Linked DNA regions of Mus musculus: regions 2 and 3 are each linked to region 1. The links are chromatin contacts, found by Hi-C or POLR2A ChIA-PET in ENCODE. All regions are on one chromosome and are shown on one strand. Each heading gives the region's core, a stretch centred on a gene start or an enhancer-like site at or near the end of the contact. The rest is flanking DNA. Distances are from core to core; before and after follow the strand shown. Region 1 holds the start of Kif13a (kinesin family member 13A). Region 2 has its middle 11 kb from the start of Gm52038. Region 3 overlaps Kif13a (kinesin family member 13A).

What was found. A loop is a pair of places that touch in the nucleus more often than their neighbours do. ChIA-PET counts read pairs that join two places held with the same protein, here RNA polymerase II (POLR2A).
Region 2: a loop to region 1 is called in a map of left cerebral cortex, with 1.8 times the contacts of the local background. The contact joins the enhancer-like site here to the promoter of Kif13a in region 1. A Hi-C loop is called at or near these places in 3 of 37 maps with a recorded cell type or tissue (heart and left cerebral cortex). POLR2A ChIA-PET finds 5 or more read pairs at or near these places in 4 of 5 experiments (Patski and embryonic stem cell).
Region 3: a loop to region 1 is called in a map of heart, with 7 times the contacts of the local background. The contact joins the enhancer-like site here to the promoter of Kif13a in region 1. A Hi-C loop is called at or near these places in 8 of 37 maps with a recorded cell type or tissue (adrenal gland, gastrocnemius and heart). POLR2A ChIA-PET finds 5 or more read pairs at or near these places in 2 of 5 experiments (Patski and embryonic stem cell).

Annotation. Positions count from the first base shown.
Region 1 is chr13:46,928,322-46,931,228 of GRCm38, forward strand. Kif13a (kinesin family member 13A) reads right to left here and starts at 1,397. Exons shown (of 38, transcript NM_010617.2): 1 at 1,246-1,397; 2 at 895-985. The coding sequence starts at 1,300.
Region 2 is chr13:46,978,570-46,981,476 of GRCm38, forward strand. No RefSeq gene overlaps it. Among named protein-coding and RNA genes, the nearest start is that of Gm52038, 11 kb to the right of the region's middle. Within about 2 kb of position 1,407, at least 2 of the 3 ENCODE cell types and tissues checked have a DNase peak (open chromatin) inside an H3K27ac peak, as active enhancers do; they include heart, where a contact is called at or near this core.
Region 3 is chr13:46,882,577-46,885,483 of GRCm38, forward strand. The region is part of intron 2 of Kif13a (kinesin family member 13A); the gene reads right to left. Among named protein-coding and RNA genes, the nearest start is that of Gm22960, 19 kb to the right of the region's middle. Within about 2 kb of position 1,520, at least 2 of the 3 ENCODE cell types and tissues checked have a DNase peak (open chromatin) inside an H3K27ac peak, as active enhancers do; they include gastrocnemius and heart, where a contact is called at or near this core.

The DNA.
Region 1 (2,907 bases), core at 147-2,646:
CTCATTATGGAGCTCATCAACCAACAGGTGACTTTCAGGGTCAAACTCGTACTCATTTCCAAGCCGAATCGGAATCCCGGTTTTCTTTTCTATTTTTATAAGGTCCTACAATGCCATAACGAATGAATCCCAACCAATTTCTTCTCAGGGGCTTACCATAAAAATGCCAAATATTCACACTATTTTAGGGCGTTTTCCCATACCATTGCATGGAACACAGTAGAATTAATAAGGATCCCACAGTCAGGACTTTTCAAATGCAAATGCCTTGCCATCTAGAAAATGCAGCCCCTTTTAACATTCCCCCATCCCAGTGTCTAAACAGCTCCGTATCAGCACTCTGTCTGTTTCCTCGAAAATCAAAATTCCCGAATTACTTTCAGACACCATCTCAACTCACCACCTCCAACAACCTACATACAGATTTTAAATGACCCTAGCCTTGTACTTGGGTGTTTGATTTCTTAGGCTCCCAGCCCCCATTTCATATACAACATCCTAAGCAGTTCTGCGAAAAGGGGCAAACAACGTAAGAATCGCTGGAGCTGAACTCCATCAATAAGGCCTTGGATTGGTCATTTGCACGCTTCAGATAACGTCTTTCCTAGGTGTTAAGATGTGGCCTGGGCTACACATCTCCATCCGGTCCCTTCACGTTCTAGGAGCCTGGAAGCCAGAGTGCTGACTCTGGCCAGGGTTCCCTGCCTGGGAGACATCGCTCTGGATGAGAGGGGACAAGAAGTGATGGGCACAAGGAGGGGAGGGGACCCTGCACTTGCAACCGCTTTCCGCATGAGCGTGGGACAAACTTGAAGCCACCCTTGCTAACAATGGGAGAGCGCACTCGGTTTTTCCGGGCTCAAACTTGGCAGGAGCCGCCGGGATGGGATTTACCTTTCTCCCTGCTTAGTGTTGGAAGGAGGAGGGTGCAGGACCGTCTGGTTCCCTTCCATCTCCACCACGCACTTGGTGTTCAGTTCCAGCTCTGAAAGCACAGGGGCAGGGTGATGTTGCAAAGTGGAGCATCCGCGGCCGCAGCCGGCGCGCGTGGCTCAGTCCGGGCAGGCAGGGAGACGGCGCCCCGGGCACATAGTGGCCGCGGCCAGAGCCTGGGCGCCGCCTCCACCCGGGGCCACGCCGGGCCACACCGGTGTCCCCGATCCCCGGCCGCCCTGCAGTTTGCAAAGTTGCCCCCCGCCCTCGGCCGGAGCAGAAATGCAAAAGGAGCTGGGGAGAGCGGCTCACCTCTTCGGTTCATGGGCCGGACCCGGACGGCAACTTTTACCTTCGTATCCGACATGTTGGCGGCGCGCTGCTCCGCCCGACGCGGCCCCTTCAAGCGCCGCGCCGCCGCCGCCGCCGCAGCAGCAGCCGCGCGCCCCCCGAGCGCGGCCGCCGCCGCTCCGCCGAGAGCTCCGAGACGCAGCGCCGAGGCGCGCGGGCCATCCCGGGGGAGCGCGACGCGGGGCACGGCCGGGCCCGGGGAGGGGCGGGCGCGGGGCGGGGCGCGGCAGCGGGAGGAGGCCGCGGGCCCAAGCGCCGCTCTAGCCGCTCGGGCCGGGCCGAGCGCGCAGCACCGCGGCCCCTCGCGGCCGCCGGGAGCCGGGCAGCGTCGCCATCTTCCGCTCCGGGGGCCGCGCCCGGGCTGTAAGGCCGCTGCAGACCGGGAAGGGGCGCTTTACAAAGGCGAGCGTCTCCGGCCTCAGGGCAGCCGGGACACGGGAAGGGACGCTCTGCAAAGGCGTTCGGGCTCCGGGCTGCTGGGCCTGGAGAAGGAGCCCCTGGCTTCCCCTGTTCCTGAGCCTGCGGGGGACGTCACAGACACCTCCTGGAGCTCGAGTCACCTTCAGGGGCCGCTGTCACCCTCACAGCCGGGGCCCTGGGGCGGTCTGGGGGGCATTGGAGAGGGTGCCGGGTGCGCAGGCCTAATCCACGCTATCCTTCCGCCTCCACTGACATCCACAGCGCACCGCCCCTCGGCGCCCCACACCGAGCTTTGCCGCGGTGTTGGAAGCTCTTTGTGGGGAGCCAAGGCTAGACATGAATTTGCAATGGACCACCAAAACCGTGTGTTTGTAAATACGGCGCTCATTTTCTTTCCCTTGCGCCCTTGTAATGGGAGGGATCTAGATGGCCGGGAGGGTTCATTAACTCTTACGTAAGAAAGGCACAGCAGCGCGATCCGCGCTTTTGCCAAAGCCAGACCTCCCAGCCTGGGCGGAACCGAAGGAAGCGGATTTGCTCTGTTTGGTTCAACAAGTGCTTGAGGGCGGCGCTTCCGTGGTGCCAAGGCGTTTTTGAAAAGTGCTCCAAGTCTTAACAGTTTGGATCCGGTGGGGAATCTCACTATGGCATGAAGGTCCAAATTCACTCATTCACGAACTGCTTTATGGGGAGTTTTATGGGGTGCTTACTGCGTGCCGTACTGTAGAGACCACACACAAGCAGGAACAACTTCGCTGGCTCTGGTCTCCAGAAGCCACACTGAGGGAGGAGAGATACTTATTATGGTAAACCACGTGTAGCAGGTGGTCTAAATAGGAGGGATTCCGTCTGTCACCAACTGGTGCCCCGTGATGCGACTGACTTGCACATGCGGTCTACCGCTGTACCACTGAGTCACACCTCCGGCTCCCAGGAAGCCTGACTTGAAGCAGTGCTTCCGCTGCTGTTCCTTAGTCTCTCTCACCTTGATTCTGGCGACCAACGAACTCAGGTCACCTCGGAGGGTCATACAGCAGTCTGCCTCCTGGGTTCCTAGTGCTACCCGCCTTCTCTGTCCCTCCATTCATTCCGCTCTTCAAATATTTCTCTCTCTCTCTCTCTCTCTCTCTCTCTCTCACACACACACACACACACACACACACACACACACACACACACACACGACACGACAGACAGTTTTGT
Region 2 (2,907 bases), core at 157-2,656, 50 kb after region 1:
TGAAGGTGATTAATATCAACAAAAACATCAAGATACAGGCAAGTGTTAATCTCTAAGCCGAGGCTGCTTGGACAATGTTGGCTCTGTTACCAAACATGTGATTCTGAGGCAAGGGCCCTGGGAGCCACTGTAAACCCAGACTTTCTTTCCATACACATATGTGTCTCTCTTCCCTTAATTTGTGGGGTGTTTTGGGGAGGGGTAGGTTTTTTTTGACGCAGGGTCTTATTTTGTAGCCCAGGCTAGCTCTGAACTTGTGATCCTCCTGCTTCAGCCTCCAGAATGCTGGGATTAGAGGCCTGAGCTCTGCTCCTTACAGGGAGACAATCTTTTACCACCTCTATACTCTCTCCCTGTAGACCAGTGGTTCTCAACCTTCCTACTGCTGTGACCCTTTAATGCATGTGGTGACCTCATGCAGTGGTGACCCCCCCAACCATAAAAATCACATTTTTTGTTGCTATATCATAACTGTAATTTTGCTACTGTCATGAATCATAATGTAAATGTCTGTGTTTTCTGATGGTCTTAGGCGACCCCTGTGAAAGGTCATTTGACCTCCAAAGGGCTCATGACCCCCAGGTTGGGAGCCACTGCTGTAGGGACTCCAGTTAAATGACCCAGGCTCTCATTCTAAAAACTTATGTAGAGTTCTTGGTAACTCCATCCACATATTCATTCATTTCTCATTTAGCTCTTCCTGGAGATTACTGTCAAAGATTAGATAAATGAACTTCAGCAGTCTATCATATTCTTTCCCCACAGTTTCTGTAAGATTATTTCCTGAGTCTTGAATGTCACACACTTAGTGACTTTCATTTGATTGATTTTATTTTCTCCCATACTTCTCAAATCTTTTGCAAGCACTAGACACTGGAATAATCTACTGACCTTCTTTTCCACTCGTTTTTCATAATTCCATAATCACCCATACAAAGCAGAATCCTCCTTGGTACAGATTAAAAGTCAAAAGGTCTGGGCTCGAGTCCTGTGTGCCTGAGTGGCCTAGGGCCAGCCATTTGATCCCTCTAAGGCTTAACTCCTCTATAAAACAGGACTAACTTCTGCTTTATCAATCACAGTATTTGTGAATATGTGGGCCCCATGAACACTTATGTGTGCAAACATCATCGACACTCTAAAGAGAAATGCAGATGGAAGTGGTTATTAAAAGGTTATGATGAACTCAACTGTTTGCTTGTGTGTGTAATCCGAATGCCATAGAAATAGTAACTAGGGGCCCCAGGGCTCTTAACCACAGCAAGTTAAAAAAGGAACCTCCCTCCCCCCCCCCCCAAAAAAAAATCAAAGGCCTCTTATTCGACACAGAAAACTTTCAAAGAAGACTCGGTGCCTGCCAAGGACATGCTTGGCGAGGGAAAGTCTGTAAAGGCAAGTTGAGAGGGTGGAGGGGCTTCACCAAATAGGAACAGGACGGGCTGTAATGTATCAACTTCCTCCTCCACCCTGAACCGCCTCGCTTGGAATTCCTTATCTAATCAACTGGAGACTTGGATCTTAACGGCCAAACTATAAAACTGGGGTGTTCTGTAAGTATGAATCCTTACAGAAGCCAAAGCCAAAATTCCGGCCAAGCCGGCTGTCACTCCTGTGAGGACCTGGATGCCACTTCTGCTTTCAAGGGGACGAGGGAAAGCAAGGCCTTCTCCTGAGTTCTTGTCTTATGGTTACAGCCGGTCACAGAGATTAGCAAAGACACCAGCTTCATGCTCAGCCTCCCTGACACAAATGGGAAGGGAGTTGGGGGGAAGGACTGGTCTGGGAGGGGTGCTTAGCGGATGAAGGTGCTTACAGCCAAGTCTGAGTGAGAACCCAAGTTAATCACCCAGACCCACATGGTAGAAGAAGAGAACCGACTCCCTCATGCTGCACACATGGGCACACACTCACACAAATGAATAAGTCAATATAAGATGTAAAATAATTGTTTAAAAGGCATGCATTAGGGAAGGAGGGGTTTTAGTCTTTCCTTTTACTGGTTTGAACTCTCGTGTGTCATGGCTTGCTCTAGAAAGGCTGTGTTGGAGAATTCAGTGGAAATGGGCTGGGTGAGCCGACTGACTTGGCTGGAGGGAGAAATGGCACAGGGAATTGGCGGGCACTGACTGCTTAACTCAAAAGCAACAGAGATTGAGGTCTGTCATGATAGGATTTCTCCAGGAGCCACACGTTGCTAGAGATGCCTCATACAGTAATTTGTGGCCTTTTGCTTGCTCATGGTACTGTTTCTTGGGCCTGTGGGAAAGTACATGACAGTTAACTGTGAAAGACTCATTTTTTTCTCCTCCTCCTCCCCTTCTCCTCCTCCTCTGAGCCTCCTCTTCTTCCTCCTCCTCCTCATTTTTATCATCCTCTTCCTCTTCCTCCTCCTGCTCCTCCTCCTCCTCCCTCCTCCTCCCTCCACCGCTGCCTCTTTCTCTTCCTTCTTCTGACACTGGCACATCCAGCACACAGATCCACAGCACTTCTGAGTGAGAAAGGGCTGTGTGTGATTTGAACCCCTGTGGGGTATCCCCACGTGAGCGGCAGAGATCGACACCAAAGATCTCTGTGCTGTTAGCCCAGCTGTTCTGTCAGCAAGCATGGGTTCTTTGAGAAAAGGTTACTTCGAGAAAGCTTGACCTTCAGAGACCTTGATGGACAGGGCAGGCATCTCATGTGAAGTCCCTTCCATAGCCATTTACTGACTTAAAAACAAATACGAAATGCAACAATGAGCTTCTCACACACCTTAACATTGCTACTATAAAAACAAAACAAACAAACCCCAGAATAACAAGTCCCCGGAGGAGGTGGAGAAACTGAAACACTGTGCACTGTTGGCAGACCTGAGAGATGGTACAGCCACTATGGGAACAACATTCTGTCTCGGATATTGAATTCAAG
Region 3 (2,907 bases), core at 270-2,769, 46 kb before region 1:
TGCCTAGTCACTGTTCTACTGCTGCACAGAGACGCCATGACCAGGGAAAGTCTTACTAAAGGAGGTATTTAATCGGGGGCTTGCTTACAATTTCAGAGGGTCAGTCTGTTGTCATCCTGGTGGGGAGTTGGGCAGCGTGCAGGCTGGCATGCTTGGCGCTAGGGCAGTAGCGAAGAGCTACATCCCCACCTGTAGGCAGCAGACAGAAACACTGGGCCTGTTGTGAGCTTCTTCAAACCTCCAAACTCATCCCCAAGGGTCGCACTTCCCCCAACAAGGCCACACCTCCTAATCCTTCTCAAATGGTTGTAGCCCCTGCTGCCTGGAGGCTATGGCAGCCATTCTTATTCAAACCATTGCAGAGCCCATAGGGGAGAGTTCATATTTAAACCACAGCATCCATTTTAGGATAAAACTGAATCCAGGACCTGGTTTTACTTTCTTGTCCTGTCTGTCAGTAATGAGGCCTTACACTGAGACTGACCTGCATGTGACCCCACCACCATGACCCACAGCCCTCAAGGACACACAGGTAGTCCAGGTGACTATAAGGTACCTGCTAAGTGAGTCAAACCTTAGTAAAGACCCCTAAGTCAAAGCAACGGAAGGGAAGGAGAGCTACACCCACCTGCAGTGCTTACAGATTTGATACCATAAATAGTCCCCTCCCTGCCCCTCAGTTATGATCATGTGCAGAAAGCAGGGCAAAAGTTGTGATTTGTTTTGAAACTTTCATCCACAGTTATCAAACCACTGCGGAGCATTTACTAGGGAGGTGATGAATTGTCAGCTCGCCTGGGGCTGTGAGATGCCTTGAAGAACTTTCACCAAAAAAAAAAAAAAAAAGACCCGCCTAAGCCCTCGCCTTCCGGATGCAGCCAGGGAGCCAGGAAACGACCCACACATTCCACAGGTGAGGGATCCATTTTATGTAACAGACTCCATTTCCACGGAGACCATAAATACTTTAACTTCCTGGAGACTGGGTAAGGAAAAGAACTCCGTGCTATCAGGAAAAACATGATTCAGTCGCTATCTTGCTTTTCCTCAAGTTGTCTGACCTCACAGGCCACTCAACAGCCAGTGTCACTGCCAAGCTGGCTGGGTGGAGTGGGAAATAGGCCAGAGCCTAAGACATGCCGAGTTATGCCAGAACCTTCCTCAGCACGGGAGATCGAGGACATAAGCAAGTTTCTACAAAGCTGGTGGCAGTGGGTGCTGATGCTGTGCTAACCAGCCTTCTCCAGCCCAGATCACCTGGTCTTTATGATAGTCCACAGCATTCACAAAGCTGACATGCCCATTGACAGATTGGGGCCCAATCCAAGATGTCAATCAACTGGCCTGAAATTTGGTAGACTCAAACCTAAACATTACTTCCCTGGGTTCTAAGTCCCATGTTTTCTACACTAGTTGAGAACCATGATTACTTTTCAATTGAGAAAGGGCCTTTCTAAAAATATCAATGAGGCACAGGCACACAGCTAGTGGGAGGCACAGAGTTCTTCCTGTGTCTTCACTCAGAGGGTTGTGCACATGCATATCCTGACACCCCAGGGCCAAACTTCCCCAGGATGCAGTGTTATTTTGGGGGCCAGGGTTTTGCTCACTGGTTGCTGGCTTACCCTGAGACCAAATGTAGAATTGTATCATCCTGCTTGTGACTTCTACTAACTTAGACAAATTCTCCCTTCTTTCATGTTCTTCCAAAGGGCTATTAAAGACAATTCACCCACACGAGACAGCCTTCATGGAGACGTGCAGGGCACAGCCTTCGAGTCTACTGTAAGTGGAGTTAGTAAGCATCTACTGAACTCATGGACTCGTAACAAGAACTGAGGTAGGAGATCCCTGGGAGAAGTGAGGTCCCTTTAAAAAAAAGATCTTTATTTTTAAGGGTGTGCATCTAAGTCTAACTATGTACATTACATACATACAGGAGTCCACAGAGGTCAGAAGAGTGTGTACTAGATCCCCTGGAACTGGGGTCTCAGGTGGCTGTGAGCGAACATGTGGTGCAGAGAACCAAACCAGTGTCATTAACAATGACAGTAAATTCTCTTAACCAGGAGGCCATCACTCCAGCTTCAAACCAGGCCTTCCTATATGGCTATTCTATAGAAAGACTAGGGACAATCCACTGCACCATGGAGTCTTTGATTTTACTCCAAAACATTTAAGACCAGACAGTAGAAGACAATAAACATTGTATGGGCCCACAAAATGTCAAGAAATAGCCTTAAAATAACTCCAATACCACTCCTGATGATAACAGCCACACCCTGTCACTGGAAACAACAGAAAAGTTCAAAGGCAAAATGAGAAGCCTTCCTAATCCTCCTGCCTGGAGATGAACAACCATTGGTGATACACCGGTGAATGTTGACTCCTCCTAGATCTCTTTCATCCCCGGTGCGGTCTCCAGACGGAACTGGATCAGCATCAACTGCCAACTTCTGCCAACGACAGACACATCTGCCCACTGTGGACCTACTGGACAGGACATTCTCGGGGTGAGGCACAGCCACGGACTTTAACCAGTCCTCGGTGCTATGATACTGAGGCCTGCTGCAGTCTGGGCTCACGCATACACATGCAGATAGTTATACACGCATACAACTCCTCTGTCCCCAACATGGGGATGTGGAGCACACAGTGTTTAAAATTTAAAGTTCACACTTGGCAGCATCGGCAGCGGCGTCAGATCCCTATTTTGAAAGCTGCCTAAATATTGCATAAACACGTCACGGTGCGCCTGAATGCCTTGCACACGGGTCAGCAGTCCTGCAAACATGGTTCAGGCAGCAAATGTAATTAAACACCCAGAGCCAGCCAGACCAAAACACTGCTGGCCGGACACACAAGCCATTCAGCAATGCTAGGGTCCAACGGAGTCCATCTTAGCCA